Linked DNA regions of Homo sapiens: region 1 is linked to region 2. A link is an interaction called in ENCODE POLR2A ChIA-PET data of the cell type or tissue named here. Cell type or tissue: PC-9. All regions are shown on one strand. Links, peaks and the distances in the headings refer to the core of each region. The heading gives the core; the rest is flanking DNA.

Region 1 (5,370 bases), core at 115-5,114, 86 kb before region 2:
ACTAATAAGAAAAGAATATAAAACTGAATTCAAAAAGACACAGAAGGAGCTTTCAACAAGTTGTCATTAAAGTCCTTGTATTTTCTCTAGAGAGGAGAATTACAGTAACATCCTACCTATTCACAAGCCACTTAACAAGCAAACCAGTACCCCCTTACCCATCTGAAACACAACCAGGACCCCAGAAAACACAAACATTTCTGTTCAACCAAGTCATGTGACACAGAGCTTGCACTAAAGGATCCTGCACATTACTCAATAAAAAGCTCCACCTGGTCTTCTCTGAAAAAACACACTTAGCCTTCTCTTACAGTCTAGTCTAATAGGTTTGGTATCTGGTTTCAGAATCCAAATTAAATGAGAAGGGGCAGGGTAATGTTGGAGGCAGGCACATAGATAGCACTGATAAAGAGTATGGCCAGGTGCGGTGGCTCATGCCTGCAATCCCAGGACTTTGGGAGGCTGAGGCGGGTGGACCGCTAGAGGTCAGGAGTTCGAGACCAGCCTGGCCAACATGGAGAAACCCCATCTCTACTAAAAATACAAAAAGTAGCTGGGCATGGTGGCATGTGCCTGTAATCCCAGCTACTCAGGAGGCTGAGGCAGGGGAATCACCTGAATGAACCCAGGAGGCGGAGGTTGTAGTGAGCCAAGATCGCGCCATTGCACTCTAGCCTGGACAACAAGAGCAAAACTCAAAACTCCATCTCAAAAAAAAAAAAAAAGAAAGAAAAGAGTATGTGATAGGCCAGGCACAGTGGCTCACTCCTGTAATCCCGGCACTTTGGGAGGCCGAGGCAGGAGGATTGCTTGAGCCCAGGAGTTCCAGATCAGCCTGAGCCACATGATGAGATCCCAGCTCTACTAAAAAAAAAAAAAAAAAAAAAAAAGAATAAGTGACAGAGGAGACGGAAAAACCATAAAGAAGATGCAAGAAATCAAAGAGCAGTCAGCTCTGGCCAACCACTAGAGCTTCCCCAAGCACCTGGCAGGGGACAGACCCCCCATCGCTATCACCCCTCAGTAACATAATGGCTGTTAACGAAGGTGAGTGGGATTGCATGTACAATCAGGATAACTCCCAGTTAGGTGATAAGTAGGAAAAAAAACCCAGCAAATTAAGAAATGTGTATATAATATGAGCTTATTTCAGATAATTATATATAAACTTACACAAAGATACCTAAATACATATGTATATTCACGTACACAGATGTCTATGTACAGACACACACACATAAAAGCAACACATAGGTGCTGTTTATGTAAGTCAGAAAAAGATATTTAAACACGGGTACCAGCAACAAGGTTGCCTTCGTACAAGGGAGGATGCAGGCCCCAACAAGGCAGAGCTCAGCCACACTGCTGGGGACGCAGGGGTCTCCCCAGATGTGCTCAGCAAGTTCTTCCAAATCTCATCCAGGTCCTGGATACAATACACGGAACCCAGCTGGGATCCGGTTAGCTGGATTTTGTCCAGGGCAACATGGATTAAGGGAAGGAGCCAACAAGGAGTTTGGAAGAAACAGAGGAGTGACAAAAATGTAGCTGTCCCCCTCTGCACTGGCCAGGGAAGACACACCCACCAGGGCACCCCCCCACCCCCAGGCTGTATTATCAGGGGTGCCTCGGGGACCCCCTCCAAGTGCTCCCCCAGCCAGCAAGACACATCCATTCTGCATCGGAGGCTGATGTTCCACACTCACCAAGTGTCCTTCCGATTCCAAGTGTGGTTTCTCAGGCAGGTACCCAAGGACCAGGATGGGGGTGCCTCAGCCAGGGGCTGCGAAGTGTCAGGAATGGGAATAACCCCACGGCCGCTCACCTCAGCTGACATGTTACCGTCCCTCAGAGCTTCCTCATGACTGATCCTTACAACAGGAGAGGCACATGGGTATCATTCCCTGACTATTCACGGTTTCAGAAGGACCTATTTATTCCCCATCACCTGCGGGCACCTGGGCTGGTGAACCAGACAGATAAGCTCCCACTCTCAAGATGCTCAAGTCCTCCTGGGTTCTGAGGATGAGAACTTGGAGCCAAGCGGTTCAGCATCTTGCCTGAGAGCTCAGAACCACTCAGGGGCAAGGGCAGAGCCAAGACAGGCATACGTGTCTTCTGAGCCTCAGCCTGACCCAACTGCCCTCCCCACTCACGGAGGCTCCTGTATGTGAACAGGCTGGAGTCCTTATTTGCAAATCAGTCTCCAGTAGGTTTGGCAGCTGCAGTTTCCCAGAGCAACCTCTCCTCCAGGGGAACGAATCAGCAGAGTTTCTGCATCTAGATCCATAGCAGCCCACGGGGGCAGCCAGCCAGGACCTCCACCCTATTCTTTTGGCCCTTTCGCTCATACAAACAAGGAGGGGGTGTCTCACATGTCTATGCCATGCCATCCCAGCTGCAAAGGCCTGAGATTCTTGGAACCCGCAGGGAGTGACATGGGAAGGCTGTCACATGGAGGTCTTCCCAGACCTCTGCAGGAAAGTCAGGTCAACCCTGAATTCTGTTACTCTCATTACTCACATCCTGGGCAAAGGGCAACACCATCATAGAGCCAACGGGAGACTGAGAGGATGACTAATCTCAGGGTGGACTCTTGCAAACAGGAGGCCACAGGATTCAGAGCAGGAGCAGGTATGGCCTTAGAATCCTGGCTCCTAAGCCCCCACCCCCTGTTGTTTTTTTTGTTTGTTTTTTTGTTTTTTTTGAGACAGAGTCTCACTCTGTTACCCAGGCTGGAGTGCAGTGGCGCAATCTTGGCTCACTGCAACCTCTGCCTCCCAGGTTCAAGTGATTCTCATCCCTCAGCCACCCGACTAGCTGGGATTACAGGCACGTGCCACCACGCCCATCTAACTTTTTGTATTTTTGGTAGAGATGGGGTTTCGCCATCTTGGCCAGGCTGGTCTCGAACTCCTGGCCTCAAGCGATCCACCCACCTTGGCCTCCGAAAGAGCCAGGATTACAGATATGAGCTTAGAAGCCACCAGGCCCGACCTGGCTCCTAAGCTGTTTACATCGAATGTATCTTCACCTATGTGTCTCTGTGTGTCTTTGAACCTGCCTCTGACTCTACCTGCGCCTGAGTCTCCGCCTCTTGTATATCTACCTTTCTTTCTCCACGCCATGCCCCCTCACTCTTCTCCCTATCTAGTCAAAATGAAGAAAAGCACATCTGGAAGCTGCCCTGCTGATGAGAATCCCGCTTATTCCAGCAATAATTAAAGCTCACGTGTTTTGACTTTATAACTCGTCATTTAGTTTTGCCTTAAAAGCGGTACTTCAACACCTTGCAAATATGGGGAAAGGATTTGAAGGCTCTTAGTGCACAGGACAATCACGCCCCTGCATTCATCTCTTGGTAATGTTTCTCTCCGTGGAAACCCATTACTGAGTCCTGCTGAGAAGTCATTGTTTTTAACAAACACAGACACACCTTACATGCAGTTTGCAAACCAGTTGGCTAAATCCCAAGCAACTCAGAAATCGTGGTGAGCTCCTGGTGGGAGCCAAGCAGCTGGAATTTTAATCAGGCATCACACCCTCCCTGCCATGGATAACATGCTCCTGAATGAGGCCTTCAGAGGCCTGAAGCTTTGCCTGATTCAGAGAGAACCTGCGTCCAGAGCAGGTTTCATGTTTGGTCTATTTCACGCATCCAAAAATTGATAGTTCTCAGGGTCCTGCCCAGAGTAGCTGCTCAACAAATACCTCCCACAGCGTTTCTCCCTAATCAAAAAGGCAAACTCTCCAGAGTTCTTTCCCTGCTCTGCTAAATATGGCAACCTGTGGTCTACTGTGTGTCTCAACGAGTCTCAATCATGATTTGGCACATAGAAATAAAGTGAGCAAACCCAGATGTGGGATGGAGAAGCTACAACAGCTTAGTAGAAAGCCTGAAAATCTAGAAAGTCTTAAAAGCTTATTTTCTACTGCAGTCTGCAAGCAGTGCAATAAAGCAGTACAATCACGAGGAAGGAAGACTTAAATCTTTTGTTCCTTTCTTCTAACCTCTTTACATGATAAAAAAAAGAAAAAGAATAGCTGGTAAACAGCACACTAATTGTAGGGAATAAGTATTGTTCAATGCCTTGAAAATGTGCTTTTCCTGCTTCCGATGTTTTCACACTGTTCTCTCATACATAATGCAGCATCCTCAACTCACTCTTTAACCCACTTATTAAAAATTCTGAAATGATAAAGTCTAAATTAAAGCACTTAATATACGAATTACACGATTCTGACATCTTGTAGGAGAAAACAGCACCACAGCCATCAAATATGAGCATCAACTGATCTGGTTCCAAATTCATGAGAGGTGAGTAACTTTGGACAGGTTACTTAACATCCCTGGACCTCAGTTTCTTTGTCTATGCAATGGGCAACAGTAGGTAGTAGATGGGTTGCTTTCAGAGCTGAGTTTATATTTGTAAAGCACCTTGCACAATCCCAGGCACTTAGAAGGTATTTACTGGCTCCAGTCCTCAAAGTGTTAAAATTCTACCACCAAAATTATTGCATCTTTCACCTTAACACAATAAAGAAACATAAAGCACGGCCATGCTCCCAGTAGCCAGGGGACAGCTGTACCAATGATTCATGAGTTTACAGAGCGATGCAAAAAGAATGTGATTTTCTTGCTCTTCCCACACATCCAACAATGCCCCCTCCAACATGCACACACAGACACATACTGCTAAAGTGGCTGTGGGCGAGGAATTGTAAAACTAAGCAATAAATTTCACTTGAATATTTACTGAATTAATTCACAGCCACTCAAGAGAGAAACTGTAATCAGCCAAACAGAAGAAGGGCTGGCTGGCATTGTTTGTTCTAGGCTCTAGGATGCCTTAAAATTTCTCCCTCTTGGCCGGGCGCGGTGGCTCATGCCTGTAATCCCAGCACTTTGGGAGGCTGAGGTGGGTGGATCACCTGAGGTCAGGAGTTCAAGACCAGCCTGGGCAACATGGTGAAACCCTGTCTCTACTAAAAATATAAAAATTAGGTGGACATGGGGGCGCGTGCCTGTAATCCCAGCTGAGGCAGGAGAGGCTGAGGCAGGAGAATCGCTTGAGCCTGGGAGGCAGAGGTTTGCAGTGAGCCGAGACTGCGCCATTGCACTCCATCCAGCCTCGGCAACAGAGCGAGACTCCGTCTCAAAAAAAATAAAAAATAAAATAAGTTATTCCTCTTGCACTCCCTGGGAAGGGAGGCTTCTCAAAGCTGAGACATGAAGAGTGAAAAAAGAGTCAGTCATTAGAACTCGAGGGAAGAGGCCGGGTGCGGTGGCTCATGCCTGTAATCCCAGCACTTCGGGACGCCGAGGCAGGTGGATCACAAGGTCAGGAGATCGAGACCATCCTGGCTAAC
Region 2 (5,370 bases), core at 67-5,066:
TCAGCCTCCCGAGCAGCAGGGACTACAGGCGCACGCCACCACGCTTGGCTAATTTTGTATTTTTAGTAGAGACGGAGTTTCGCCTTGTTGGCCAGGCTGGTCTCAAACTCCTGACCTCAGGTGATCCTCCTGCCTTGGCCTCCCAAAGTGCTGGGATTACAGGCGTCAGCCACTGTGCCCAGCCCCAAAGAGTTTCTGAAAGCAAAAGTGTCACCCCAGGAGAGGCAATTTTCTACATTCCATTTTTACAGAATCCTCTCCATTGAAGATAAAATATGAACTAAATGAGAGGTATACACAACACTTCAACAGAAGCCTGGTAGTTCCTAACACATAAGCTTCCCATCTTCTTGAAAAAACAAAACTAAACCCTGCAGTGATCATTAAGTCGTTTTATCTCCCACAAATTTATAGCCCACTTGTAAAGAAACAGAGTTAAGCTGAGTTAAGCTGTAGCCTCTGTGCTTTGTGGCCCTGGCTTTCCTTTGCTTGGCTGACAGCATTTGCAGGAGGGTTGCCGAAAAACCACCAGCAAAAGCCAGTTGGGCCAGTGCTTGCAGCTTCTTTAATTCACCACAATTTGGGAAGTATGTGGATGCTGCTGGGGAGGACAGACTCAGATTAGAGTTCAACAGGAGAACGTTCTGCTGAAACTGGAGTTTTATCTCCTTCCAGCTGAGTGTGTCAGAAGGAGACTATGAATGACTATGAATGCCCAAGCCAGGCATGAGGTGGTACCTCATCTCAAAGGTGAGCTTCGCTGCTACCCAGCCTCAGGTGCCAGAGGAGCATCTGCCCAGCCATCCTTCATAGGTGGCCTGGAAAGGCAGTCTGGTCTGGGGTTGAGACTTAAGCCCAGGCTCGGCACTCACACTCTGCTCCAAATTCTCAGTCTGCCAACTCTGGCCATGTGTATGTTTCAATACCAGCTGCTTCGTCACTTGCCAGGAACAGTCTACTCCTCCAGCTATTATGTTATGGCGTCTGGCAGGCAGGGCCAGATGACTTTTCACCCTGCCCTTTCCTCTAGGGGTTTGGAATGGGCTCACAGCTCAAAATATCATGCCAAAATTGTCGAGGCGGTTTGTCCCATGAGATGTGCTCAGCACAGCCAGGCTCACCACACAGGCGTACTCCCACCCACTAATGTTAGCTTGCAGCCTCTCTGCAGCCGCTCCTGGCAAGAGGTTAACCCCAAAGCCCTAGATTCCACAAGGAAGGGAATGCATTCCCCACGGGTGCCAGATGGCTCCACTTCGCATCCTATACAATATTGCAACACGGAGAGCCACCCCCATTGGGAGGCTGAGGCTACAGGACGAGAAGAAGCATTAGAGGGTAGTGGCACATTCCAACAAATCCAGGCCAGATGTACGTGAACTCTATGAGCCCGTGTGTAAAAACACAGGTACCTACCATTAATCTACCTTAAGAATAGTCTTATCATCATTTAAGTGATGATGGTAATATTAATGATAGTAGCAATAAAAACAGTAACCTCTGGTACCTCAGTGCTTACTGCATGCCAGGTGGGCACTTTGCTAAGCTTTTCACACGTTATTTTTTACATAACTCTCTGTGGTGGACCCTAGCATTATACACATCTTTCAGGCAAGAAACTTAGGGTGGCTAAGGAACTTGCTCGAGGGTAAAGAGTCTAATAGCAGAGCCGTGAGTTAGACGCAGCCACCTGCCTCCAAAGTGCTGTCTGACCTCGTTTTTCAGGACAGGAACCCTCAGACTCACCTGATAGCTAGTTGTGTTGAATTATGTAGCAAACACGTATGCAGCGCCTAAGGTGCCTCATGCAAGGTATCAGGTGCTGGGTAACCAAGAGCCATGCCCTGCAAATCTAACATTCTCCAAGAAACAAGATCATAGCTTATTCTCTTAGCCAGAGGCCAAGACCAGCTCTCTATCAAAATGGCCACAAACATATCCATGCAAACATTTCTAGAAAGACAACCTAGGATCATGATGTCCAACTTCCTGATCCTACAGGGTACATAGCGAGCAGACAGGAGCCCGTGAACAGCTGACTCCTCACGTGTGTGCTGGGCCCTGGGCTGGGAGTCAACAAACCACATCTGTCACTCACCTGCCCCACATCAACCTACCTACCTACCCACCTAACCATTTACCCCAAACCTCTTTCTAGCAGAGGAGCGTGTACCCAGCGTGTCCTGAAAGCCCATCTCAGCTCTTCCCCGGTGAGAGAGCCCTCGGCTTCTCCTTCCAAGTGCCTGGCTTGGGTGCACATTTGCTGGGTGGCTGCTGAGCTGGCTGTGGGGATGGAGTTGCCCAGAAGCCCCCCTGCAGCTCAGGGACCTTGTCCACGAAGTCTCCACTGCAAGCTGACTTTGTGTCGGGTGTGCCGTGTCTCATCTCATCTTCTCCCCACTGTAACCCTCCTTTACCCCCAGGAGACATTGTCAGCCCCATTTACCTGCAAAGAAGCTGAGGCTTGGGGCAGTCCTAATAGCACCCAGCATCACCCCTCCAGTGGGAGCCAGGATTTAAACTCCGGCCGCCTACCAACCCTAGCCTCCAGCTTGATCTCATCCTCAGCCTCATTTCTCCTCCCTCCTACTCCCAGGGCCCTCCCCGTCCCCTGGGGCCACTTCAGAGCCCCGCTCTTCTCCCACCGAGTGTACTCCTGGCCTGAAAACTGAGTGCTGACCCAAATCCACTGTGCATTGGGGTCCTTGCTAGGCGCACCCTGCCCTCTCTCGGGACATAGACTCCCTTCCCCTGAGTTTCTTCTTCTTTCTTCTTTTCTCCTCCTTCTCCTCCTCCAACTCTTCTTCTTTTTCTTCTTCCTCCTTTTCTTTGAGACAGTACCTCACTCTGTCACCCAGGCTGTACCCAGGAGTACAGTGGTATGACCTTGGCTCACTGCAGCCTCGACCTCCTGGGCTCAAGCGATCCTCCCACCTCAGCCTCCTGAATAGCTGGGACCACAGGCATGTACCACCACACCACGCTAATTTTTCTTTTTCTTTTTGTAGAGATGGAGTCTCACTATGTTGCCCAAGCTGGTCTCTAACTCCTGGGCTCAAGCAATCCTCCCACCTCAGCCTCTCAAAGTGCTGAGATTATAGGCATGAGCCACCGTGCCCAGCAACCAGGCAAGTTTTTATTCCTAAACACCCTCGGCCAGGCTTGCAAAAGGAAAGGGCATTAAGAGCATCAGTAACTAGACCTGTTCCAGTGCCTTCCCTGGAAAAAGAAACACTTTCACAGTCTACATCTGAGTCATCAGGCTGCTAAAATATTTAACACTGGACTAACAGGCATTAAGAAAGCAGAGAAGAAAGAAGGGGCTGAGATGCTGTAAGCTGGGGCCTGTTCCTCATCCTGCCAGGTTTTCGGGACAAGAACAGTGCAGAGACATCAGTGGAAAAACCACATGTCTGCCCATTTGGGCTCCCTCCCAGTCTGGTGAGGGGCAGTCTTTTTTTTTTTTTTTTTGAGACGGAGTTTTGCTCTGTCGCCCAGGCTGGAGTGCAATGGCGCGATCTCAGTTCACTGCAACCTCTGCCTCCTGGGTTCAGGTGATTCTCCCACCTCAGCCTCCTGTGTAGCTGGGATTATAGGCATGCACCACCCTGCCCAGCGAATTTTGTATTTTTAGTAGAGACAGGGTTTTACCATGTTGGTCAGGCTGGTCTTGAGCTCCTGACCTCAGATGATCCACCAGCCTCGGCCTCCCAAAGTGCTGGGATTATAGGCGTGAGCCACCGCGCCTGGCCGGTAAGGGGCACTCTTGTAGGTGTGGCCACCGGGGGGTTTGTGGGCAGGGAGGGTTTGCCACAAGCGCTGCTGTCAGGAGCCAGTTCATGGGGCCATCCAGGGCTTCTTACAATGCCAGCTCAGATACGGGTGCGCAGGCCTGGATGTGAGGTCACATAGGTGAAGCCAAGCCCCCAGGTGCAATGGGAGGCCTCCTTGGGTGCAGGAAAGACACCTCCTGCTGATCCGCATTACTGGGCAGATGTGCCACGAACACACCTCAGCCTCCATTCTAGAGACACAACCACTTGGTCTCCCCACTTACAGAGCCAGCCAGCGGGAGGAAGGGGCGCCTAATACTCACCGAGCACCAGCAGGTGCTTGAGAAATGTCCAGGGCCTCACACACAGAGCCTCACCACACCCACTGGCTCTGATGGCAAGGATTAGCCTCTGACGTAATGCAAAGACACAGTGGCTTCCAGTTGGGTTGTCCTGTGTGGAAGCCACAGCCCCATGTGGGTATTTCACTATAAATTTCAATTAGTTGAAATTAAACAAAATTAACAATTTGGTTCCTTAGTGGCACCAGCCTCATTTCAAGTGCTCGCTAGCAGCCTGTGGCCAGCAGCGACTGTATTGGAGAGTGGAGACACAGGACATTCCCACCACTGAAGAACCGTCGGTGGACAGCGTTGCTGTAGGGAACAGGGCGCCTCCCCAGGACTCCACCTGGCTAGTAAGAGAATGATCAGCGTTCTGAACGTAGATCTGATGTCTGAAAAGCCTTGAGGTTCTAGTTCTAGTTCCAACTCTTATTAGCTTTTTGACCTTGACCAAGCCATGTCACCATTGGGAGCCTCCATTTCCTCATCTGGAAAAGGGGTACACAAACAGCACCCACCTACAGGTTGAGGTGAGAAAGAACCACGATGCTGCAGTGTGGAAGTACATTGGCCCAGAGTGGGGAATAAATGAAAGGAACTTATACAGAGCACTTGTGGCAGGTGCTCTCAATAAAGTGGCTCATTTAATTTTAACAGCGCTGTAAGGGAGTACTATTTGCTCCATTTTACGGGTGAGTCAAATGCCCCGCAAGGCGATGGCCCCAGGATCACAGAGCTAGAACCTGAGCCCTGTCAACTCTTGAGGCCTGTGCTTGTCACACCCTAGACCTCAGAATCATATGGTCTTTTCTCAAAAGCCTAGAAGCAGAATTGGGGTGGCTGGCATTGGTGAAAGGAAGATCCCCATCCCCCTCCTAAGGAGGGTCCCCAGTTCAGCACAGGCATCTGGGGGGAAACTTGCCATCAGGGGCCAAAACCCAGGTCTGTCTCTGCAGCTAGTTAGCCCCCTAGTCCTGTCCCCATTCTGAGACTCAGTTTCCTCCTCCATAAAGTGGTGGGGGGGAGCTCAATAAGAATGCCCCCACATTTCCTTGCAGCTCTCACCAGCTAGAGTGTAAAATATTCATCTCTCAAACATTGCTGCTGAAACAAAACCCAAACCCAGGTCAAACACAGTGGCTTCTACCGGTGGCCATAATGAGAAGTTCTCAGAGAGGAGCAAGTCAGCTTGGAGACATTCAATTTGGGAAATCATCACCTTGATCTGAATGAAACTGGCCCTTGACTTTGAA

The links. Peaks named below come from ENCODE experiments on the same cell type or tissue, not always from the same donor. Only the 100,000 strongest peaks of a DNase experiment are listed, where the experiment ranks them.
Region 1: POLR2A ChIA-PET joins it to region 2 with 8 read pairs; 2 of 35 experiments call an interaction of 5 or more read pairs at or near these places.

The regions. Positions count from the first base shown.
Region 1 is chr10:122,180,542-122,185,911 of GRCh38, reverse strand. All of the region lies in intron 7 of TACC2 (transforming acidic coiled-coil containing protein 2), which reads right to left. Among named protein-coding and RNA genes, the nearest start is that of BTBD16, 88 kb to the left of the region's middle. RefSeq lists an enhancer at 5,039-5,370. In PC-9, for the core only: no CTCF peak of the experiment used is centred there; a DNase peak (open chromatin) is centred at 2,571; H3K27ac peaks cover 2,287 bases.
Region 2 is chr10:122,094,797-122,100,166 of GRCh38, reverse strand. The region is part of intron 5 of TACC2 (transforming acidic coiled-coil containing protein 2); the gene reads right to left. Among named protein-coding and RNA genes, the nearest start is that of TACC2, 110 kb to the right of the region's middle. In PC-9, for the core only: no CTCF peak of the experiment used is centred there; no DNase peak of the experiment used is centred there.